Regions from separate parts of the Homo sapiens genome. Here regions 1, 3, 4 and 5 are each linked to region 2. The links are chromatin loops, found by intact Hi-C in ENCODE. Cell type or tissue: A673. All regions are shown on one strand. Region 1 has its middle 40 kb from the start of RBBP6. Region 2 has its middle 20 kb from the start of CHP2. Region 3 overlaps PRKCB (protein kinase C beta). Region 4 overlaps LINC02194 (long intergenic non-protein coding RNA 2194). Region 5 overlaps PRKCB (protein kinase C beta).

The links. Hi-C counts contacts between places; a loop is a spot of excess contacts. Peaks named below come from ENCODE experiments on the same cell type or tissue, not always from the same donor. Only the 100,000 strongest peaks of a DNase experiment are listed, where the experiment ranks them.
Region 1: it touches region 2 in a loop (8-fold over the local background); 19 of 110 quality-filtered maps call a loop at or near these places.
Region 3: it touches region 2 in a loop (2.8-fold over the local background); 2 of 110 quality-filtered maps call a loop at or near these places.
Region 4: a loop joins it to region 2, with 3 times the contacts of the local background. A loop is called at or near these places in 13 of 110 quality-filtered maps.
Region 5: a loop joins it to region 2, with 8 times the contacts of the local background. A loop is called at or near these places in 58 of 110 quality-filtered maps.

Annotation. Positions count from the first base shown.
Region 1 is chr16:24,496,567-24,501,566 of GRCh38, reverse strand. No RefSeq gene overlaps it. Among named protein-coding and RNA genes, the nearest start is that of RBBP6, 40 kb to the left of the region's middle. In A673, CTCF peaks have their summits at 2,152 (motif pointing right) and 3,844; DNase peaks (open chromatin) are centred at 2,166 and 3,966; H3K27ac peaks cover 4,245 bases.
Region 2 is chr16:23,732,731-23,737,730 of GRCh38, reverse strand. No RefSeq gene overlaps it. Among named protein-coding and RNA genes, the nearest start is that of CHP2, 20 kb to the left of the region's middle. In A673, a CTCF peak has its summit at 2,355 (motif pointing left); a DNase peak (open chromatin) is centred at 2,330; H3K27ac peaks cover 1,950 bases.
Region 3 is chr16:23,863,937-23,868,936 of GRCh38, reverse strand. All of the region lies in intron 2 of PRKCB (protein kinase C beta), which reads right to left. Among named protein-coding and RNA genes, the nearest start is that of PRKCB, 30 kb to the right of the region's middle. RefSeq lists an enhancer at 2,531-3,177. In A673, no CTCF peak of the experiment used is centred here; DNase peaks (open chromatin) are centred at 1,096 and 2,166; H3K4me3 peaks cover 60 bases; H3K27ac peaks cover 4,773 bases.
Region 4 is chr16:24,250,309-24,255,308 of GRCh38, reverse strand. LINC02194 (long intergenic non-protein coding RNA 2194) reads right to left here. Exons shown (of 4, transcript NR_146569.1): 3 at 3,178-3,376; 4 at 2,449-2,602. Among named protein-coding and RNA genes, the nearest start is that of CACNG3, 3.5 kb to the left of the region's middle. In A673, CTCF peaks have their summits at 1,802 and 2,001 (motif pointing right); a DNase peak (open chromatin) is centred at 2,048; H3K27me3 peaks cover 133 bases.
Region 5 is chr16:24,033,836-24,038,835 of GRCh38, reverse strand. It overlaps PRKCB (protein kinase C beta), which reads right to left. Exons shown (of 17, transcript NM_002738.7): 5 at 3,289-3,417. Among named protein-coding and RNA genes, the nearest start is that of MIR1273H, 170 kb to the left of the region's middle. In A673, a CTCF peak has its summit at 1,966 (motif pointing right); a DNase peak (open chromatin) is centred at 2,015; H3K27ac peaks cover 2,894 bases.

The DNA.
Region 1 (5,000 bases), 760 kb before region 2:
ATCCCAGCACTTTGGGAGGCCAAGGCAGGCGGATCACCTGAAGTCAGGAGTTCAAGACCAGCCTGGCCAACATGGTGAAATGTTGTCTCTACAAAAATACAGACACACACAAAAATTAGCTGGATGTAGTGGTGGATGCCTGTAATCCCTGCTACTCAGGAGGCTGAGGCAAGAGAATCGCTTGAACCCAGGAGGCAGAGGTTGCAGTGAGCTGAGATCATGCCACTGCACTCTAGCCTGGGCGACAGAGCAAGACTCCGTCTCAACAAAACAAAACAAAAAACAAAACCAAAATAAACAACCAGATCTCATGAGCACTCACGAGCAGCACCAAGGGGGAAATCCACCCCCATGATCCAATCACCTCCCACCAGGCCCGGCCTCCAACATTGGGGATTACGATTTGGCATGAGATTTGGGTGGGGACATGGACCCAAACCATTTCAGGGGCATAAATCAAGACTCCTGGGGCTGAGTATGGTGGGTCATGCCTGTAATCCCATCACTTTGGGAGGCTGAGGAGGATGGATCACTTGAGTCCAGGAGTTCGAGACCAGCCTGGAAAACATAGTGGGACACCATCTCTACAAAAAGTAAAAAAATAAAAAATTATCCAGGCATGGTGGTGCACACCTGTAGTCCCAGCTACTTGAGAGGCTAAGGTGGGAGGATGGCTTGAGCCCAAGAGGTTGAGGCTGCAGTGAGCCAAGGTGGTACCACTGCATTCCAACCTGGGTGGCAGAGGAGACCCTGACTCAAAACAACAACAACAACAACACAAAACAAAACAAAACAAAAACTCCAGTTTCCTCTTATATGGTTGTAGCAGGAAGAAGTGGGGGAGGAGGTGTGTGTGTGTGTTTAAACCTTTTTTTTTTTGGCAAGCACACATGTGCACAACCCAATATACACATCACGCTTACTTCTCTTTTCTTGGGGTAAGCTCCAGCATGACCAACCTCGGGCAGGTCTATTCTCTCTGGGCCTCATTTTCCTTATCTGCTCAATGAAGCTGATGGATACAGCGCTTTCCAAGGTACCTTTTCACAATAACATGTTCTCAACCAGTGTGCAGGTATTCCCCTCCTAGGGAGACGTTTCTTGCATCTTTCCCACACACATGGCCCTGCATGCACACACAGACACAGAGCTGCAGTGTGTGCACATCTATCCCACACTCTGTCCCTCCAAGCCTTCCTACCCTGGACTATCTGGACTAGTAAGGAATGAAACAAGAAACACAGGGTCCGGGTCATGGTGGTGAGGGTGAGGGAGGCAGAGTCCCAAAGGCCTGTTCTCACCCTTAGGAGGTTCTGGGGCAGGAGGTCTGGGTCACATTCTTGGACAGATGCTGGAGGCCAGCTCTGCCCTAGTCTATGATCGAGGCCAGGCACTCTTTGAACTGATGGATATGGGGAAGCAGTACTTTTGAGCCCTCTCTAGACCCAGCTTTACCCCTACAAGCTCTGCAAATCACTTCTTAGTATTTAACTTTTTTTTTTTTTAATTTAGAGATCAGGTGTATCAGTCCGTTCTCACACTGCTATAAAGAAATAACTGAGACTGGGTAATTCATAAAGAAAAAAGGTTTCATTGGCTCATGGTTCTGCAGGCTGTACAGGAAGCATGGCTGGGGAGGCTTCAGGAAACTTACAATCATGGCAGAAGGCGAAGGGGAAGCAGTTTCCTCTTATATGGTTGGAGCAGGAGGAAACAGGGGAAGAGGTGCTACACAATTTTAAATGAGCAGCTCTAGTGGTAAGTCACTATCATGAGAGCGGCACCCAAGAGGAAATCCCCTCCCATGATCCAATCACCTCCCACCAGGCCCCACCTCCAACATTGGGGGTTACAATTCGACATGAGATACGGGTGGGAACACAGACCCAAACCGTATTACCAGGTCCTGCTTTGTTGCCCAGGCTGGAGTGCAGTGGCATGATCATAGCTCATTGCATCCTCAAACTCTCAGATGCAGAGATCCCCCCGCCTCAGCCTCTGGAGTAGCTAGGACGACAGGCATGCACCATCACGCTCGGCTAATTCTTAGTATTTCTGAAAGCATGGGTAGCAGTGCGTGTGTGGAGGAAGGAAGGCTGTAGAGGGCTGGTGTTCCCTCGCTGTTCCTTCTCCACAGGAGAAATTGAGTTGGGTGTGTCTAATTCCAGCTTGCCAGCTGAGGGCGCTTCTGTTCCGTAATTCCACCACCCTGGCCTTGGTGAGCCGAGTACAATTTCTTATCCCAAAGATAGGCCTAGGAGCAGGTTCTTTTTCACTCAAAGTAAGGGAGGCTTCAACACAGACCATAGCCAACACAGACCAGGCATGGTGGTGGGCGCCTGTAGTCTCAGCCATCAGGAGGCTGAGTCGGGAGGATTGCTTGAGCCCGGGAGGTAGAGTCCAGTCTGGGCAACATAGGGTGACCCCATCTCTTAATAAACAAAAAACACCAGCCTGGGCAACATGGTAAAACCCTGTCTCTACTAAAAATAGAAAAATTAGCTGGGCACGGTGGTGTACGCTTGTAGTCTCAGCTGCTGGGGAGGCTGAGGCAAAAGAATCACTTGAACCCAGGAGGCAGAGAATGCAGTGAGCCGAGGTCAAGCCACTGCACTCCAGCCTGGGTAAAAAAGCCAGGCTGTCTCAAACAAAACAAAACAAAACAAAACAAAACCACCCCGAAATCAAGCAAACAGAAAACAAAAACAAAACAAAAAATACCCACAAGGTTTAGGCTGCCGCCCATCTTTCTTTGATGGTGAGGTGGAGATTGGGAGGAGAGAAAGTAATCATTTCTTGCCTATGGGGTAATAGGGAATGCAAATTCTCATCCTTTGACTTGAGTTGGGTTCCCTAGCAGGAGATCCTAAGATGGAAACCAAGAATTCTCAGGAGGAGATGAGTGAGGAAGCAGGATAAAACAGTACAGAAAGCTCACTAATGCCACAGGAAGCAAAATGACAACACAGAGCTGGTCCCCACTTAAGGCCAAGGGGCTGGCCCCATTCCCGTGGGTTATCGTCCGAGGTCTGATCCCAGGAGGTGTGGGGGCCATCATCTAGTGGTTCCTTTCTGCCCAAGGGCTGTGCATTAGTTTGGAAGGCTGCTGAAACAAAGTACCACCACCTGGATGGCTTAAACCACAGACATTTATTCTCTAATAGTTCTGGAGGCTGGAAGTCCAAGTTCAAGGTGCCAGCAGGGTTGGTTCTTTCTGAGGGCCATGAGAGAGAGTCTGTTCCATGCCTTTCCCTCAGCCTCTGGTGGTCTGCTGGCAATCTTTGGTTTCGCTTGGCTTGTAGAAGCACCACTTCAATCTGTCTTCTTTTTTGAGGCAGGGTCTTGTTCTGTCACCCAGGTTGGAGTGCACTGGCGCAATCATGGCTCACTGCAACCTCTGCCTCCCAGGCTCAAGTGATCCTCCTGCCTCAGCCTCCCGAGTAGCTGGGACTACAGGCACGTGCCACCATGCCCAGCTAGATTTTTGTGTTTTTGGTAGAGATAGGGTTTCACTATGTTGCCCAGGCTGGTCTCAAACTCCTGAGCTCAAGTAATCCACCCACCTCAGCCTCCCAAAGTGCTGGGATTACAGGTGTGAGCCACTGCGCCTGGCCCTCTACCTTCATTTTTACCTAGCAGTGTGTGTGTGTGTGTGTGTGTGTGTGTGTGTGTGTGTATCTGTCTGTCTGTGTCCAAATATCCCCTTTTTATAAGGACAGTGGTGGTCCTAGTCTGTTTGCATTACTATAAAGGAATACCCAAGGCTGGGTAATTTATGAAGACAAGAGATTAATTTGGTTCACAGTTCTGCAGGCTGTAGAGGGAGCATGGCATTAGCATCTGCTTCTGCTGAGAGCTCAGGATGCTTCTATTCATGGCAGAAGGCCAAGGGGGAGCTGGTATGTGCGGAGATTACATGGTGAGAGAAGAAGCAAGAGAGGGAGGGAGGTGCTGGGCTCTTTGTAAGAATCACTTCTCAACTTATTACTGGGAGGATGGCACCAGGTCATTCGTGAGGGATCCACCCCCATGACTCAAATACCTTCCACTAGGCCCCACCTCCAACACTGGGGATCACATTTCAACATGAGATTTGGAGGAGACAAATATCCAAACTATATCCGTGGTTATATTGGATCAGGGCCCTAAAGACCTAATGATATAATTTAAGTTAATTATCTCTTTAAAGGCCCTCTTTCCAAATAAGGTCACATTCTAAGATATTGAGGGTTAGGACTTTAACACTGGAATTTTAGGAGCATACAATTAATTCAACCCATACCACGCAGTGCTCTAGAGAGGAAACAGCTGTGAGCTATTAGCAGCCAGTGCTCTGGGCATCTGGGGATGGATGCACTGGCTGGGAAGAGGGTCCCTGTGAGGCACCAACAGCACCCACTACACCAGTGGGTGCCTCCTGGGCCAGCAACATCAGCCTCCCCTGGGAATGTGGTAGGAATGCAAAGTCTTGGGCCTTCCTCCAGACCCTACTGAATCAGAAACTCCGGGGATGGTGCCTCACAGTCTGTCGTGATTCCAATGCATACCAACGTTTCAGAACCACTGCAGTATACCACTTGGGTCACTGAACAACAAATGCTGATGGCAGAGAAAGGCAGTGAGCATTGATTCAGGAGGCTCGAGGTTCCCCAAGGAACACAGGACTGCCGCACTGCATAACTCTAGAGAGCACTATTCCAGTTGCAGTTCAGGTCAATGGTGCTCACAGAGTACAGTCTGAAGCATGCAATGGAGTACAGTTGCATGGTGTACACATGGAGTGGTGCAGCTGCCACCAAGGAGCCAGGCCTGGGCTACTCTATTAAGGGAAGTGCAGTGCTTTCTAGCAGGGCTAGAAAGTCTAATCAGGGCCAGGTGTGGTGGCTCACCCCTGTAATCCCAGTGCTTTGGGAGGCCAAGGTGGGAGATCGCTTGAGTTCAAGAGCAGCCTGGGCATCTCTACAAAAAATGAAAAAATTATCCAGGCATGGTGGTGCATG
Region 2 (5,000 bases):
AAGGAGAGAGAAGAAGGAAAGAAGGAAGGAAGGAAGGGAGGGAGGGAGGGAGGGAGGGAGGGATGGAGGGAGGGAGGGAGAGAGGGAGGGAGGGAAGGAGGGAAGGAAGGAAGGAAGGAAGGAAGGAAGGAAGGAAGGAAGGAAGGAAGGAAGGAAGGAAGGAAGGAGGGAAGGAAGGAGGGAAGGAAGGAAGGAAGGATGGAAGGAGGGAAGGAAGGATGGAAGGAAGAAAGGAAGGAAGGAAGGAGAGGAAGGCAAGAAAGAAGGAAGGGAGAAACCTTTCTACAAACTCATATAGGAAGATCTCCAAGATATGTCACATGAAAAAGCTAGTTGTAGAACAATATGCATGATTGTGAATAATATGCTATCTTTTCTGTTAAAAATACAACAGAATGTGGCCAGGAGCAGTGGCTCATGCCTGTATTCCCAGCACTTTGGGAGGCCAGGGCAGGTGGATCACTTGAGGTCAGGAGTTCACGACCAGCCTGGACAACATGGTGAAACCCTGTCTCTACTAAAAATACAAAAATTAGCTGGGTGTGGTGGTGCACACTTGTAATCCCAGCTACTCGGGAGGCTGAGGCAGGAGAATCACTTGAGCATGGGAGGCAAAGGCTACAGTTACCCGAGATCGCACCACTGCACTGCAGCCTGGGTGACACAGTGAGACTCCATCTCAAAAAAATAAAAAACAAAAAAACCAGAGAATACCAAGAAAGTACATATCTATATATACATACATATGTGTATATATTTGCATAAATAAATCCAGAAGATGCCTAAGAAACTTATTTAGGAATGTGGGAGGGCATGGTGCATTTAGATGAATAGGGAGCAACAGTTAGAGAGAGTTCACACTTTGTATGTTTTTATATGGTTAGGTTTGAAACCATGTGAATGTATTACTTACTCAGAAATTAAATTAGGCCAGGCGCGGTGGCTCACGCCTGTAATCCCAGCACTTTAGGAGGTAGAGGCGGGTGAATCACAAGGTCAGGAGATCGAGACCAGCCTGGCCAACATGGTGAAACCCCGTCTCTACTAAAAATACAAAAATTAACTGGGTGTGGTGGTGGGTGCCTGTAATCCCAGCTACTCGGGAGGCTGAGGCAGGAGAATCACTTGAACCTGGGAGGCAGAGGTTGCAATGAGCTGAGATTGTGCCACTGCACTCCAGCCTGGCAACAGAACAAGACTCCATCAAAAAAAAATTAAATTAAAAAAATTCAATCTAATGTAAAAGAAAAAAACTAGTATCCAGGACATAAAGACAAATCTCTATATGCTGGGTGTGGTGGCTCATGTCTGTAATCCCAGGACTTTGGGAGGCTGAGGTGGAAGGATCACTTGGGTCCAGGAGTTTGAGACCAGTGTGGGCAACATAGCAAGACCTCCATCTGTATAAAAAAAAAAAAAAAAAACTTTAAAAATTAGCGGAGCTTGGTGGAACTTGCCTGTTGTCCCAGCTACTTGGGAGGCTGAGGTGGGAGGATTCACTTGAGCCTGGGAGGTCGAGGCTGCAGTGAGCCATGATCACACCAGCCTGGGCAACAGGGCAAGACTGTATCTCAAATTGAAAAAAAAAAAAAATCTACAATTTGAAAGCACAAATATTTTCTACCATTAACAAACAAACAAAATAAAACAGTATTTTTAATAATTAACTCCATCATTATTTCATCCTTAATTTCATCCATAATTAGCTTGAAACTCAAAATAATTATGCCGAGTGAAAGAAGCCAGACAAGAAAATAATCCATAGTGTACAATGCCATTTATACAAAACTCTACAAAATGCAAACTAATTTATAGTGACAGAAAGCGGATTGGTGGTTACTCAGGGATAGAAGAGCAGAAACAGGTGAGGAGTAGTTACAGAGAGGCAAAGAAAACCTTTGGGTCTGATGGGTGTGTTCACTATCTTGATTGTGTCATGGTTTCATAGGTGTGTGTGTGTATGTGTATATATATATCAAAACTTCTCAAATCATGCTCTTTTATATGTGCAATTCATTGTCAATTATGCCTCGATAAAGCATTTTAAGAGTTCATTTTATTTTTTCATTCTTAATTTCAATTTTATTATGTTTTATGATATAACAAATAGGACCAGAATTATGCGTACAACTTATAAATAATTATATATATATATATATATATATATATATATATATATATATATATATATATATATATATATTTGAGGGTGCAGGTTCAAAAATTTCTCACTGAAAGAGGCGTGTAATCACAAATGCGTGGCAACTACTGGTTGAAGCCAGTTTCAAACCCAAATACAGAAGCGAAGCCCACATGTTTAACTGCTACACTCTACTGCCCCCCGCTGGAAGTAGGTTTTGCATTAGGCCTTTAATTGGCTCCTCTGGGTTAATGTCACCAATTTAATGAGGAAAGATTTTCCAAAGATCTACTTAGAACCAAACCCTTCTGAACCACACACACACACACACGCACACACACACACACATAGCAGGAAACAGCCCCAGATCTTTCTGCCACACCAGCCTCGAGAGAGAAGAGAGGAACCATTCAAAGCTGTGAAAGAGAAAAAACAAAAACGAAACCATCAAGCCAGAGTCCAAACTTTCCCTAACACCTTGAATGGCCCCTCAGGAGGCCACGGATGGAAAGGGGTCTTCCCTAGAGGCCAACATTCCTCTTCACACTTTCTCCAGGTAAATAAAAGACTTAACACTAAGCCTCTAGCCAGGCATGGTGGCTGATGCCTGTAATCCCAGCACTTTGGGAGGCCGAGGTGGGAGGATTGCTTGAGCCCAGGAGTTCAAGATCAGCCTGGGCAACATAGCAAGACCTGTCTCTACTAAAAAAACATACGAAAATTAGCCGGCCGTGGTGGTGTGCACCTATAGTCTCAGCTACTCGGGAGGCTGAGGCGGGAGTATGGTTTGAGCCCAGGAGGTCTAGGCTGGAGTGAGGTGTGATCATCCCACTGCACTCCAGCCTGTGGGACAAAGCGAGACCCTGTCTCAAAAAAACAAAGCAAGGCTGAGCACGGTGGCTCACGCCTGTAATCTCAGCACTTTGGGAGGCCAAGGCAGGTGGATCACTTGAGGTCAGGGGTTCAAGACCAGCCTAGCCAACATGGCGAAACCCCGTCTCCACTAAAAATACAAAAATTAGCAAGGCGGGATGGCATGGGCCTGTAATCTCAGCTATGTGGGGGGATGAGGCAAGAGAATCGCCTGAATCCAGGAGGCAGAGATTGCAGTGAGCCAAGACAGCGCCACTGCGCTCCAGCCTGGGCGACAGAACAAGACCCTGTCTCAAAACAAACAAAACAAAAGCCAAACCTCTTGTCAGCCAGAGAGCCAGAGAGCCAGAGTTGCAAGGGAGAATTGCCAGAATAGAACTATTCTGACTGTAGTCTGGAGAGCTACTGTGAGTTCTGACAAAACCCACGGGCAGACCCTTGAGGACCTTACGAGTGTCTCTTTACTGGGTTTTTTTGTTTTGTTTTGTTTTGTTTCGTTTTCAGATGGAGTCTCACTCTGTCGGCCAGGCTGAAGTGCAGTGGCACAATCTTGGCTCAATGCAACCTCCGCCTCCCAGGTTCACGCCAGTCTCCTAACTCAGACTCCCAAGTAGCTGGGATTACAGGTGCCCACCACCACGCCGGGCTAATTTTTGTATTTTTGGTAGTGACGGGGTTTCCCCATGTTGGCCAGGCTGGTCTTGAACTCCTGACCTCAGGTGATCTGCCTGCCTCGGCCTCCCAAAGTGCTGGGATTACAGGTGTGAGCTACTGTGCCCGGCCATCTTTATTGTTGCTTCCAAAGACTTCTAAAGTGAGTGAGCTCATTGCTTCAGTTTCAGCCACACTATGACACACAGCCAAGAACTCACCTCCAATCCAGTTCCCATTTCAAATAATGTTCTATGAGGGGATCCACCCACACCTGGGATCTAGTCTGCAGGATTAGGCAATGCACCCAGGATAATCCCAGAGCCTAAGTAGACAGTTCCATGATCCGAAATAAGCCACCACCCTGCAAATGTTACCACTATTATCATCAGTTTCGTGCTTCCACCGAAATCTAAAACTCACAGCCAAATCATTCCATCCTAAGGAAATGAAAAGAAAAGAAAACAAAACAAAACAAAAACATGTCCAAAGGATTTTCTCTGAAATGCAATATAGCACAGAGGTTAAGAACTTCAGATTTGAAGTCAGATCACCAAGGTTCAAAGTCTGGCTCTTTATTTTATTTATTTATTTATTTTTCTTCTTAGACACAGGGTCTCACCATGTCGCCTAGGCTGGTCTTGAACTACTGGGCTCAGGCAATCCTCCCCCTCGGGCTCCCAAAGTGCTGGGATTACAGGTGTGAGCTACCATGCCTGGCCCTGGTTTTGTTGTTGTTGTTGTTGTTGTTGTTGTTGTTGTTGTTGTTGTTGTTTTTGAGACTGGCCTGCCTGGTTCTATAATTTATTTTTTTGTTTGTTTGCTTGTTTGTTTGTTTGTTTGAGATGGAGTCTTGGCCCTGTCACCAGGCTGGAGTGCAGATGCCCTATCTTGGCTCACTTCAATCTCCGCCTCCCAGGTTCAAGTGATTCTCCTGCCTCAGCCTCCCAAGTAGCTGGGATTACAGGCGCACGACACCACACCCAGCTAATTTTAGTATTTTTAGTAGAGACGGGGTTTCACCGTGTTGGCCAGGATGGTTTTGATCTCCTGACCTCGTGATCTGCCTGCCTCAGCCTCCCAAGTGCTGGGATTACAGGCATAAGCCACCGCACCCTGCACCTGTTTCTATAATTTAGCTTACAAGTTGTGTGTCTAGGGAAAGTTAACTCTAAACTTCTCCGAACCTTTTCTGTGACTCAATTTGGTCATAGATGAAATGGGGATAATAGTAGTAGTTACCTTGTAGGATTGTTGTGAGAAATATATGACACTATGTATGCAAGGCTCTTTGTACAGTGCCTGGCCCATAGGAAACGCCCTGTATCTTTACTGT
Region 3 (5,000 bases), 130 kb before region 2:
CCTTTCTTATTTTCTGAGATTCATTCAGGGAAGCTCAAATCAACATTAGAAAGTTCTTGGGAGACCAGCTGTACTGAAAAGTTTGATTCAAGATTGTAATCAGCCAAAAACAAACCCAAGTGGACCTGATGCTTCGTGTGAGATGGGTACCCTTGGCAGCCGGCCCCAGTCTCCATCCCCACAAGCCATTCATGTCACCACTTTATAAAAATCTTATTAGACAAACTCTTACCAGTTCTGAAACTAAAGAGAAAATGGAGGGGAAATGGTTCTATTAATTGATATCAAGACATTAATGTGGTGATTAAGAGCATGCGTTTTGTTATTTAAATCATGGCTCTGCCATTTACTTGTTACATCACCTTGAGCAAGTCAAATAACTGAGCCTCAGGTTATTTATCCATAAAATGCAGACAATCAATTATGTAACTGATAGGTCATTGTGAAAATCAAATAAGATAATTAATGTGTATAACTTATCATCTGCCTGCCCCAAATAAATGCTCAATAAATAGAAATTCTTACTAATGCCAGTACATGTCCCAGAGAATAAAAGTTCAAGTATTTCAAATTGACATTTGGCACTCAGAATAGGGAAGTCCTTGCTTATGCCAGCTGTCTAAGTCTGAGTTTTATTTTTTGCTTCCCATTCTGCAAAACGGGTCAGTGCACTGCTCCCTGGAAATCCCACAGGGATGGCCTGACCTTGCCTCTATTTGTAAAGGATTTTCAATATTTTTTGCAGGACCTGAAGAAATATAAAGTGCAGGGGCCATTTCTGAAAGTGATAAATGGATGTGGACCATGGCTACATTGGTTTTTTCAGCCTTCAGTTCACAAGGATAGGTCAGCAAAAGGCTGAGGTCAGTGTATAAGGAGATCTTCAGAAAACAAATCCGTAGGGGAAGATCTACATCTACCATTCTTTGGAGCCAGATCTCCCCTGTTTTATGTGTGATGGATGCTTTTAGCAACCAAGTTTATTCCAACTCCCAGCTGCAGGACTTGTCGCCAATTACTTGGAAAGAGATGAATAATTAAAGACTTCTCTCTAGAGGGACCAAGCAGAAGTGTTTGGCTAACAGGGAAAAGTTAGCAATAATAATCTCCCTGTGGCTCACAGCAGTTTGGTCTACTTCTAAGTCTGCTCAGAGATTCAAAGTCTACCCAAGATTGCACAAGTTGTGACCCTGAGCCTCAGTCTTCACATCCTTAAAGTGGGAATAATGAACTGTTTGGAAACACTTTGTTAGGCTTCAAGAGCTAAACCAATAATAAGGGAGTCTGTCATTCCCTTATGGCACTAAAGTGACACAGGACCCAGGACTTGATGAAAATAGACAACACAAACACAAACAACGAGCAAAGGATCAGTGTCTAGTAGATTGAAATAAAAATTATTACAAATCAATATGAAATTATAAAAAAGTGGGGAGGGAGACATTCATAGAAGATGAAATACAATTGTCCAATAAATATGTAAAAAGATGTTCAGTCTCACTAGTAAGAAGAGGTGGCTGGGAGTAGCGGCTCACGCCTGTAATCCCAGCACTTTGGGAGGCCGAGGCCGGTGGATCACCTGAGGTCAGGAGTTCAAGACCCACCTGGCCAACATGGCGAAACCCCGTCTCTACTAAAAATACAAAAAAAATCAGCCAGGTGAGGTGGCAGTAATCCCAGCTACTAAGGAGGCTAAGGCAGGAGAATCGCTTGAACCTGGGAGGCGGAGGTTGCAGTGAGCTGAGATCATGCCACGGCATTCCAGCCTGGGCGACAGAGTGAGACTCGGAAAGTAAGAAAGGAAAGAAAGGAAAGGAAATGAAGAAAGAAAAGAAAGAAAGAAAGAGAAAGAAAGAAAGAGAAAGAAAGAAAGAGAGAGAGAGAGAAGGAAGGAAGGAAGGAAGGAAGGAAGGAAGGAAGGAAGGAAGGAAGGAAGGAAGGGAAGGAAGGGAAGGAAGGGAAGGAAGGGAAGGAAGGGAAGGAAGAAAGGAAGGGGAAGGGAAGGGAAGAGAAGAGAAGAGAAGGGGACAGGAAAGGATCATTAAAATTAAATGCCATTTTTCTCCCATCAGATTGGCAAAAGTGTTAAGGCCTGATAATATCATGGTCTGGGAAAGATGCAGTGAGACGGAAACACACACTGCTGGTGGGAGTATACAGTGGTCCAGCTATTCTGGAGAACATTTGGCAAAACCTATTAAAAGCTGAATCGTGTATACCCCAGGGCTAAGCCATTATACTTCCGAGGAACACGAGAAACACTTGCATATTGATGAGATGTGTAGAAAGATGCTCATTGCCATGCTGTTTGTAATAGACACAACCCCTCCAAAAAAGAATCTAAATGTTCATCAACAGGGAAGTGGCCATATGCATGGGAGAAAGTTCAGACTTTGGAATGCTACAGAGTTCTATAAGAGACACCAAATTTACAAACAATAGGCTTCTGGGGAAGGTAGAGGGGACTAAATTGAGACGTCAAAAGAGTTAAAAGGTCTTCAATCTTATCTATGTTGTGTAATTTATCCTGATGAGATTGTACTTATGCATTTCTTATGAACTTAAATTTTTTAACACAGCAGGACAATGTCACTATATCATCTATGCTGGGTCACAAAATCTAGCTGACTCCAGAATCAGCAGAAGATACGTGTATGGGGATAAACATGGCCATAATGATTACCCCATGACTGAGGTTTCTACCTCCCCTGATGTTTTCTCTTTACTCTCAGAAAGAAACAGTCAACCAAGGCACACTTGGCTTTTGCCAGTCTAGTAACCTAGAGACCTAAAGGATTAATCCCTTCCCAGGGGCGATAATTAACATTTTCTAATGAAGGCAATTTACAATCAATCAAGTTAACAACTGCTGTTCTTATCCTACTTTCTTTCACTTAGGTGTGAAAAGACAGGAAGTACTTGAAGGGTGGGGTAGACTCAAAGGATAGAATCCCACAGGATCCCATAGAGCCCGGGGGCAATTTGACCAGGAAGGGGTTCTGAACTCCAGAAGAGGAGGATGGAGAGTGGAAACACAAAGACTAAAAGGCAGGCTCTAGCATGACATCCAGAGAGAGGCCTCCCTCTTCTGGGCTTAAGCCTACTCTCCCAGAACCTTCACTCAGCTCCTTGCATCCCAAAGGGCAGAGTCTAGGCTAAGCATAAAGGATCCAATCTATGCAATGGAGGGAAGTAAGTGTCCAACACAGAGGCACCTGATGAAATACAGCGACCAGCCCAAGAAGAGCCCCTTGGGGCTCTGTTTCTTACATTAGGAAATCTCAATTTCAGCCTGCACAACATGGCAAAACCCCATTTCTACAAAGATAGATATATATTTATATATAAAAATTTAAATATACATATACACACACACACACACACACACACACACACACACACACACACACACACACACATATATATATATATATATATATATATATATATATATATATATATATATATATGCCGGGCATTGTTGTACATGCCTGTAGTTCCAGCTGCCCTGGAGGCTGAGGTGGGAGGATCACCTGAGCCCAGGAGGTCAGGGTTGCAGTGAGGTGTGATTGTGCTACTGTACCTCAGTCTGAGTGACAGAATGAGATCCTGTCCAAAAAACAAACAAACAAACAAAAAACCACACACACACACACACACACACACACACAAACAAAACAGAAAATAAATCTTGATTTCTATTTCTTCCTCGTTCAATCTTGTGAGGTTGTGTGCAAAGGAAATTTACCCATTTCCTCTAGGTTTTCTAACTTGTGTGCATAGAGGTGTTCATAGTCATCCCTGAGGATCTCCTGTGTTTCTGTGGGATCAGTCATAATGTCAGCTTGGTCATTTCTGATTGTGCTTATTTGGATTGTGTCCTTTGCAGCAACATGGATGCAGCTGGAGGCCATTATCCTAAGCAAATTAATGCAGAAACAGAAAACCAAATACCACATGTTCTCACTTCGAAGTGGGAACTAAACATTGGGTACACAGGGGCATAAAGATGGAAACAACCGACACTAGGGACCCCAAGAGGGAGAGGGCATAGGGGAAGGGGGTCAAAAAACTACCTATCAGATGCTAGGTTCACTATGTGAGTGGCGCGACCAATAGAAACCCTAACCTTAGCATCACGCTCCATAACCACGTAACGAAACTGCACATGTACTCCCTTAATCTAAAATAATTTAAAAAAAACAAAAAAAGAAATCTCAGAGGCCCTGGTCGTGAGAAGCACCCAGCCTCCACTCAGGGATGGAGGGATACAGAAGCAAACTCCACCTTCCGTTTCCTGTTTGATCACAGCAACTCCCAATGCAGGTCTCTGCTATAAGAAGTAGATACAGGTTTTTTCTTTTCCATCACTTATCATAATCTAGAACGACCTCTTATTTTGTTTGTTTGTAATCTTGTTTATTATCTGTAGGTTACATGAGGAGCAAGGGCTATCTTGCCTATTGCTGTATCCCCAGTATACAGTAGGAGCTCAATAAATTTTTCTTTTCAAGATGAGTTCTCACTATACTGCCCTGGCTGGTCTCAAGATCCTGGGCTCAAGTGATCCTCCCGTCTCAGCTTCCCAAAAGACTGGGATTGCAGGCGTGAGCCACTGTGCCCGGCAATAAATATCTTTTCTTAATCTCGAAGGTGAGGATACTTCTAGCAATACAGCAATAAGCCTGAAACACAGTACCTGAGGGTGGGAGAGCTCACTGAGCAGAGATGGTGTTTAGGAAAGAAGTAGAAATGCCTCTACTTCGGAAGGGACCATTTCTGTTCCTAAAATAAATAAAATCATATGATTTTCCTAGGACTATTTTTTGTGGCTCTATGGGTTAAGAGTCAGAACCTTCATGTTAGTCGCCCTACAAAGGAACAAGGGAGATCCTTATTACTAAGTTTTGAAGTTTGACCTCAGCTTAGCTAAGATTTTACTCTGTACCCATTACTGACGGGCTGGTACAAAAATAAGAGCAGTAACTTCCTCTTTTATT
Region 4 (5,000 bases), 520 kb before region 2:
TTGAATATGCCTTTTATACATTTTAACATATCTACATCGAAGGGGGTGATGGATTCATGGTGGGAGAGTCACTGAAAATGTCAGATTTTGTTCAAAGGTCTCTGAGATATCATTTGTTAACATTGTTATCTAAGTGAGACCATGAAGCAGGTGAAGTTAGGTCTGCTTTGCTTGTTAGTCCAAAGGGCAAATGGCATTGCACACCTGAAAGCTCTCTTCCTTGGAAATAGCCAGTATTGCAAAGGACCAGCATTTAACCAGCTTTTTATTACTATGTATTCCGGCATATGCATGGGCACACACCGAGTTGACTAGAAACAGCCCACAGAAATGCCCTTATTATTTTTTTTCTTATGGCATCCTGGGACTGATATCCAGAGGTCAGATAGTTGGAAATGAGGTTGCTTGGGTTGTTTCCACAGTTCCTGAGATGTGTCCGCAACCAACTGTCATGTTTGAATGTTATTTAGCTGGACAGAAATATAACGGGAGGTAATCGCAGACAAACATACTCCCCTGGTGCCATCTCTGGCTGCCTGGGAACTTCTATTCAGGTGACTGGGTAGCAGGAATATATTGAAGGGTTCGCAAATGCAGCTCACAACTTCTTGGTGACTTTGCTACTTTCATTTTGGTGTTAAGACTGAAGACTTTATTCTTGGTGTTAGATAAATACTCATGTGCAGGAGGAAGTTTGAATATATAGCTGTGGAGTGATTGTGTTTGAATGCTCACCTGTGCTATGTTCAGTTTAGTTATAAATTCTGAATGCCTGTGAATCCGTCATAGAAGTAAAGCAAGTATGTAAATGTATGTTTGTACCTGCAGACAGTGTTATGGACCATGTGAACATATTTGCTGCAAATGCCTAGCATTTTTGCTATGCATATGCATACATATTTGCACATGTATGTGTATGCATGCACGTGTGTAGGTATAGTATAGATTTGAATATGTAGGTGTGTATACCTATGAGCATTTAGTTGCATATGCATGTGTCGTGGTTCAAAAACACTGATTTATGGACAGGAGGTAGAAATACTGAAATCTTGCCACATAATCCACAATGGAATGGATAAACTTGGGGCCAGCACCACAGCCGTACTCCAGAAGAATGACAGAAGATAGTAGGGAGAGGATACACGAGGGCCCCTACAAGTTTCTTAGTGTCATTTTCTTTCCTGAAATGAAAATTTGCATCTTAATAAAAATATCCTGCCTTGATTGTTATTACCTTTCTTTTTTAAGGGAAAGCCATATGTAACATGGAGGTGAGGTTGGTATTTCTTGGGAGGGATTAATTCAGTTAGCAAAAATTTCTCTCCCCACTCTCAGAAAGGTAAATAAGATGAAATAATTACTAATGATCAAAGCAGTCATTTCAGGATCTGTTTGATTCTTCTCTTGCTTGGATAGAAGTGAGAAAGGTCTTCTTTCAAAGAAGGACCATGTTGATGAAAGGTGAGTGAGCTTCGGGCTAAGGGACAGTATGCCCCAATCTCTCCATTTACCAGACCCACAGTGGAACAGCAGCATCTTCATCTCCACCCACTTAGCTCTACAACAGAAGCGCAGACAAGCAGAGTATGGTGCCCAGGAGCCTAGCAGAAGGATAGTTGGGGGAAAAGGATCAGGAGCTCAGGTAGATGAAGGTAACAATTATGGGTCAGGATGCACCCAGTTTTGCTGAATAAGAGAAAGGGATACATGTGATAAAACTGGAGCTTTGTCCTGAGCCTCTGACTTGGTGAGGCAGGCTCATTCTTTGGAATTGCTGTCCAGGGCCAACCTGATCACTGTGGGAAGTCCCGAGCCTGCATGTGGAGCAAGTCAGAACAACTGAACGGAGTGGGAGTGTGGAGGCAGGGAGGCCGCAGTTTGTTCCCTATCATGCCTCCCAACTTACTAGGGGGTGACCTCATCCTTTCATTCAATTGAATGTGTAGGTGTGTGGACCTGGGCGCGTAGAATCTGCTTGTAAGGCTAGAGATCGTTCCTCATTTTCACCACTAGAGGGCTCTTTCAACAGATCAATGAGGGACCCAAGAGATTCAGAGCTCTCTCCAGGGCGGGCTGGAGCTAGACTCTTGTCTACTAATAGCCCTTTCTGATCCCACTTATCTGGCAGAAGACTAGGAGACATTCAGACATCTTGCAACTGATGTCTGATTCTCTTATTAAGACTTTTGTTTTCTTCTATTGGGCTGTCAGCTAGTGAAGTAGTTGGCACGGTGTATCTATTTATGCTTTTTCCTGTCCATCTTCTCATAACATCTGGAGGGGTCAGTGATCCCTGTAAATGGTTGTGTCATTTAGGAAGGAGTACTCTCAGTTGCTTCAATTCAACAGATGCTTTTCGAGTGCCTACTATGTGCAAGGCATTCCCCTATGTGCTCAGCACCTTGGAGAATACAAAGATATGATTCCCATCCCCCAGGGAGAAGATTATGCAGTTGGGAATATTTTATTAGTGAGTTCACTTTGACTGTAAATGGCAAAAACTTACCAGAGCTAGCTTAAGAAAATGGGGAATTTAGTACAAGAATATGACGATGTTTCAAGGAACCACAGGGCAGAGGTTCAATCAGGCCTTGGCAGGGAGCTGGAACCAGCAAAAAAAAAAAAAAAAAAAAAAAAAAAAATGCCATCAGGAGTCTTGACAGTCACTTCATTTTGCATCTCTGCCTCTTTTCATATTTTTAGTTGAAAAATTGTTTTGCTTCATCTATTCTTTGATCCTTGAAATAGAAGCTAGATTTTGAGTTCTTATGTCATCTCTATTTAAGAAACCCACCCAGACTAAACTGGGAAGTTTTAGTCCTAATTCAAAATTTCCGGGAGAGACAACCTGATCAGCCTAGCTTATGTTGCTTGCCACTTCCTGGTCCATGCAGCTGTGGCCAACGATTCAGGGTCATGTACTATAAACGCAGCCATCAGGACCAGCCCCTGTGAGTTGTGGGAGGATAGTTCTTAGAAAAGGGGGAAATTCTGTGATACCTCAGAAGACTTCTGTGAAAAGTCTATGTGATCTACTTGTGGCACCACTCCAGTGATGTCCATGGGATCAGCAGTAAAATGTGACCACGAAGGAGAAGACAACATGGCAGGATATGGGGCTTAGAAGATATTGGACCCCAACTAACCTGGGTGTCAGTGGTACCAAACCAGCTTTACCTTTTGTCAGAAGAGAATGGAGCATCATCAGTTAGAAGAGAAAAAGTCTTCAGAGGTAAAGGCACCCACATGTGTGTAAGTCAAGGAGATGATGAAAACCAGGCACACATGGACTAAAGAGTGTCATCCCCGCCATCTTGAATTCTCTCTTGATGTTCACACATAGCCTTGTTATGAGTTTTCTACTTTTAGATTCAACCTATAGAAAAAAGCATTAAAAACCAAATATGCTTACAAAACATTCACACATCATTATTTCAACTTCAGTCTTGTTAACCTTCTTTCAGTATTCTCTCTCTTTCTCTATTCTCTATTCTCTCTTCTTTCTCTATTCTCTCTTTGAACCCAATTACATGAAGTTATGTTTCTACTCTCTAGACAGTGATAGAAATTGGAGGTAGAAGGAGGGGAATGGTAGGATGTAACATCCTGATATTATTATACAAAGAGAATAGACAAGATATACTTCTAGAGTTGATAAAAGGAGATCTAGAGTATCTGGTATGTCATTGAAAATTAAAGATAACCAATATAAAAATAAAAATATTCTAATCTATATTTGGAGAAGAGAAGAAGAGAGGTTGAGGTGAAATGAACTAAAATAAAATGAAATGAGTAATGAGAATGAACAGGATGGGACCAGAACAGTTGTTTTTCACTACAGCCACTTCTATCTGATTTTAAAAATCTTATACATGTATGTTTTGATAAAAGTTTAAAGTTAATTCAAAAATAAATAAAAACAGTAAGCACTGTGCCACCTGTCCTTCTCCTCCAACTACCTCCTATTTTATTGATACAGAAATGCCAGGTGTTTCCTGTGACTCACCCATTGATTTCCTGTGCTGAGAATGCTCTTCCCTGAATATACTTTATATGTAAGAAACATTTATTTTAAAATAATTTTGAATTTACACACAAATTGCTGCCACTAGATATTGTCATGGTTCAATCCCTCACTTCATTCATACCTCAGCTCAAATGTCACCTTCTTAGAGAATTCTTTAACTGCTCTATCTAAAAATAACACCCCATACTTCTCTCTATACTCTCACTCTGCTTTTTCTTCATAGCATTTATCAATATCTGACATTATACTGTATATATGTACATATATGCTTTTGTGCTTATTGTCATCTTCCCAACTAAAGCCAAATAACTCCATGAGAACAGGTGCATTGTCTTGTTCAAATCTAAATTATCAGACCCTAGAATAGTGCTCAGGATATAGTAGGCATTTAAATAGTATTTGTTTAATCAACTAACTGCATAAGTAATTATTAAGATTTACACCTGTGACAGGCACTGATGAGCAAATAACAAGCAGGAAAGAGATTGCTCTTGATCACTTGAAACTCTTAGTCTCATGAAGAGGACAGAGACAATTGGACCAATAAGAGCAATTGCAGGCCAGATGCAGTGGCTTGTGCTTGTAATCCCAGCACTTTGCTAGGCTGAGGTGGGAGAATCACTTAAGGCCAGGAGTTTGAGACCAGCCTGGGCAACATAGTGAGACCTTGTCTCTCCAAAAATAAATAAATAAATAAATAAAATTAGAATTAGCCAGGCATGGTAGTGAACACCTGTAATCCAAGCCGCTCAAGAGACTGAGGCAGGAGAGTCCTTTGAGCCTGGGAGTTCAAGACTGCAGTGAGCCATGATGGTGCCACTGCACTCCAGCCTGGGCAATAGAGTGAGACCCTGTCTCAAAGAAGAAGAGGAGGAGGAGGAGGAGGAGGAGAAGGAGGAGGAAAAAGAAGAAGAAGGAGAAGAAGAGGAAGAAGAAGAAGAAGAAGAAGAAGAAGAAGAAGAAGAAGAAGAAG
Region 5 (5,000 bases), 300 kb before region 2:
TTTGGTACAAAATTCCACCAGATACCAGGCTGAAGAAGACTTCCACGGAGACCACACTCTCGCCAAGCTTTTTCCCTGCCTGAGGAAGGAAGCATGGTTCCTTCACTTCTCTTTTCCCATGAGCAGCCCAATAAATCACTGGAACAAAATCCCCATCTTGGCTCTATTTTTAGAGAACTCGGCCACAGCATCAGGGCTCTCTTCTATCATCCATCAATCAACAAGCCCATGCTGAGTACAGGCTGTGCCCAGCATGGTGTATGGGCAATTGCAGGGCATTGTGACATGGGGCCAGAGGCCCAGGTGCTCACCCCTGCTCAGCATGTGACATTGGTCAGGGTGTTCAGCCTTGCTGAGACTTCGTTTTCCCTTCCATGATGGCAACAACGTGCCCTTTCCCGAATGGTGTGATATCAAAGTATTTGGAAAAGCACAAAGTGCTATTAAACTTCTTTATACATTTGCCTGCTCTGAACATCCCAAAGAAATGAAATCCTACAATATGCCAGGGTCTCACTATGTTGGCCAGGCTGGTCTTGAACGCCTAGTCTCAAGCAATCCTCCTGTCTTAGCCTCCCAAAGTGCTGGGATTACAGGTGTGAGCCACCACACCTGGCCTTTTTTGTTTGTTTGTTTTTCTTGTTTTTGTTTTATGAGACGGAGTCTTGCTCTGTCACCCAGGCTGGAGTGCAGTGGTGCAATCTCAGCTCACTGCAACCTCCACCTCCCAGGCTCAAGTGATCCTCCTGCCTCAGCCTCCCAAGTAGCTGGGATTACAGTCGTGCACCACCACACTTGGCTAATTTTTTGTATTTTTAGTAGAGATGATGTTTCGACATGTTGCCCAGGCTGACTCCTGAGTTCAAGTGATCCACCCACCTCGGTCTTCCAAAGCGCTGGGATTATAGGCATGAGCCACTGTGCCTGGCCTATTGTTTTTTTCTTTTTCTTTTCGTTTCTTTTTTTTTTTTTTTAAACGTCTTGTCTTAAGCCACCCAGTTTGTGGTATTTTGTTATGGCAGCCACAGCAAATGGATACACCTCCTATCAGTGTGTCCTGAGAAGCGGGGGCTTGTGATCCAGGTTCTCAAAGTTCACAGCATATCTATGATTAAGGGGGAAGACTTTGACCTTGAACTTGAAGAAATATTGTACTGTACCACATCAGAACAAAGACTCCCTAAGGAATGCCCATAGGAGGTGCCCTAGCCAAACCACAAAAGGAATAAATACGGTGGAGGGCATAGAGAAACGAAACGAAACTAAACTAAACAAAAAAGTAACCTACTATATAGTACTTTTGAGTCAAACAGACCTAGGTGAGGAAATGTGTTTTCTGATGGGTAGAATGATAACTTAACTCATTTGAGTTGTTGAAACAATGTAAATCAGATACTGCCTGTAAGTGCTTTTCACAATGATTAACACATTTTAAAAACTAAACACATCTTAGCTATTGTTTTATTATTATTGCAAATGGTGTGAGCTCTTGGAATATAACTTCTCTGAGCCGTGGCTTCTTTGTTCATAAAACAAGAATAATAGAAGGTTGGGCGCAGTGGCTCACACCTGTAATCCCAGCACTTTGGGAGGCCGAGATGGGCGGATCACTTGAGGTCAGGAGTTCTAGACCAGCCTGGCCAACGTGGTGAAACCCTGTCTCTACTAAAAATACAAATATTAGCCAGGCGTGGTGGTGGGCGCCTGTAATCCCAGCTACTCAGGAGGCTGAGGCAGGAGAATCGCTTGAACCCGGGAGGTGGAGGTTCCAGTGAGCTAAGATGGCGCCACCACACTCCAGCCTGGGCAACAGATGGAGTCTCCCTCTCAAACAAGAATAATAGAGATTTCACAATGTTGTGAAGGTGGAAAGAGATAACACGTAAGGTTTAGAGCACTGCACATCCCATGCGGCCCATAAATGTTGGCTGCCCGCAGTCATGCTTTGGAACGAGTGTATTTCCCACAGAATGACACCAGAGGGAAGCAGAGTCTCATATTTGTCTCACCAGCATCGGGAACCTCAATCAGTGGGGAAAACTGGCTTCCCTTGAACCTGAAACTGCGGGATTTCCCCTGGGGCCCCCAAGCATCACACTGGGAGGCAGGCGACCACTTGGAGGAAAACATAATGCAATGGATTGCACATTTTCTAAAATCTCACTGGGCTTCACGAAATCTCAAGTTTAAAAGAATTATATTGTACAGGGATAAGTATTTTTCAGCTTTTACACAATCTACGTAAAGCCCCTCCGCAACCCAGGGCTCAATGCATCAGAGCTACTGAACCAGTCTGAGGCCTCAGAAACACTAATTTTTGCAAAATTAATCTCTTCCATGATCAATTTCCTGAGTTACCAACTCATAAACCCTTATTTATATTCATTAGATATATAAAGTCCACAGTAGTTTGTCACTAGCCTTTGAGAAGAAATTCCTGCAAAGTTTTAGCTCCACTCCCAGCCAGCTCAGTGCTGGTTATACCGGGGCTTATGGCTGAGTATTCCTCAAGCCAGTGCTGCTGAGTTCCAATTTTGCTTGAACTTCCCATATCAGAGCCAGGTATGTCTTGAATGCTGGGATACATGAGTGACAGCCCCACCACCACCACCACCACCACCACCAGCAGCTCCTCCTCTCACTGCATCTCCCAGGAGACTGTACCATCCTGCTTTCTAATTATCATGAAATATTTTAGACATGCAGAAAATATAGAGAATAATAAAATTACAGCATAGCCACCATCAGGTTCAAGAAAGAAATATTTCAAATATGTGGAAAGCCCCTGAATTGCACCCTCCAACCCTCCTCCTTCCCAAGATATTATATTCTCCAAATCTGGGGTTTATCATCAAGACTCCATTTTTCCTGCTGGAAAAGTTTGCGGAAGAAGCAAGCTTCCCTTCTCTGCTATCTGAGTAAAGGAAATGCAACTACCCATCCCAAAAGATTACTAAAAAAGAGTGGGAAATGAGAAGGAGAGAAGGGAAGTGGAGGATCCTGAGGAAGTTAGAAGTCCAAGGAACTCAGACGTCTCCTCTCTGAACCCAAGTCAGCCTGGGGTGCTGATGGACGAAGCTTTGAGGGTGTACAGTTTCTAAAGATCCCCCTGCTGCAGGGAGGGGCTGTCATGGGCAGGGCATGGGGCAGAAGCAGTGCCACACCCCCTCCCCGTCCCTGGACTGCCCCACCCCTCCACTGGACTGCCCCACCCCTCCGCCACCCTCCCCTTCTCAATCACACAGGTCAAGCAAGGTCAGGAGCCAGTGGAGCCCCAGGGCCACCTACCGAGGACAATGAGGACGTCCCTGTCGATGTGGGCCTGGATGTAGATGCGGCCGCGGCGCTCCGTGTGGTCCGTGCCACACAGGCTGGGAACATTCATCACGCAGCGCTTGTGCACATTCATCATGCAGGCTGTGAGGGCAGAGAGAGGGGATGTGGCTTAGGCTGGCCCAGGCTGGGGGCTGCAGACATCTGCCCCACCCAAGACCGCTGAGCCCTTCCTGTTTCCCTCCTTTGAGACAGCTGAGACACACGAGCCTGGCTGAGACCAACTTGCCTGCCAGGATCTCATCAGAAGGGCTTTTCCAACTCTTCCCCCTGAACCCTGATGGGCAAAGGAGGTAGAACTTGTCTGTTCCCCACCCACAGCCAAGGGTGCAGTCTGAAGCAAGCACACCCCACACCCCTTAAGGCTCTGAAGCCAGAGTCACCAACTTCAATGCTCACAGGCTGGCTGGTCACATGAGTGAGGAAAGCTAAGGGGGTGGCAGGGACTTGGCCAAGCCAAGTGGGAAACAGAGCAAAAACATTCCCCATTTCTCAACGTATGCAGGAATCTCGATGTGTACGTGACAGCTCTGATTTTTAAATATTAACAGCTAATAGGTTGGGCTCCCTGGAAAGAGTCTGAGACGGGGAGTTTTGAGCACAAGGTTTTTGGGGAGTGCTCTTGTGGGGAGAAGTTCGTTTGCCACGTGGATGCAATCAAAGCTGATGTTAGGGGGAGCCCAGAGCTGAGATGACCCTTCAGAGTTGTTCCAAACTGAGACAAGAGGGCTGGGCACCACAATCATCTGGTCTCCCTGGAAGAGGCATTATCTTGGGCAATTATGCAGGATGGGGCACTGCTGTGAACCACAGCTAGGGGATGGGGTGGGACCATGAAGAGGGGGTCTGGGCTGGCCATAGTGTCCACCATAATTAATTACAAGGAAAAAGATTTAGAGCCAGGGCAGGGTGGATAAAATGTGCCTATACACTGAATTTGGCCTTCGGCCATCTCTCATGTTATAGGATATCCACTCCCTCTGCGCACTCCTCCGTAGAGTATCTGTGTCTATTTCAATGTGGTGGGTGATTTCTTCTAGGTCTTGAGCAATAATGCCCCACTCCAGGAAGGTGTGCCAGGCACCCAGGATTCTCCAGGGGGACGCTAGTTCCAGTTGGAGAAGCCAGAAGGAGAGGCCAAGTCACCCCATGGGCCCCTATTTCAAGGGATCTGGGGGCAAGGGACCCTTCTCAGACCACCCAAGTCCCAGGAGGCAGCAGGCCTATTACAAAAACTAGAAATGAGTTGTGGGGAGGGAAGGGAGAGCCCTCTGGGACCTGAGCACCAGCCTGAGCTCCCACCCACCACTGTCTCTGAGGCAGGGACATTGTCCCTATATTAGGGCCCCATGTGTGGTAAGAGGAGCTGGTGTCCTGCAGGCAGAAGGCTCCAACCTCACTGTCCCCCTGTGGCTCTTGCCATGTTTCTGTGTCTGTCTCTCTGTTTCCACGTTGCTGCATGTCTCTTGTCTCTGCTGTCCCACTTCTGCACGTGGCTCACTGCCTTGGCCGTGTCTGTGAATCGGTCTGTTCCACTCTCTGCACTTGTCTCTGGCCTCTTTGTCTCTCCCTTTCTCCAACTGTGTCTCTCTGCCTCTCTCCTCCGTGTCTCTCTGTGGCTCTCCATGTGTGCTTCTGTCTCTGTCTCTGGTCTTTCCATCTCTATA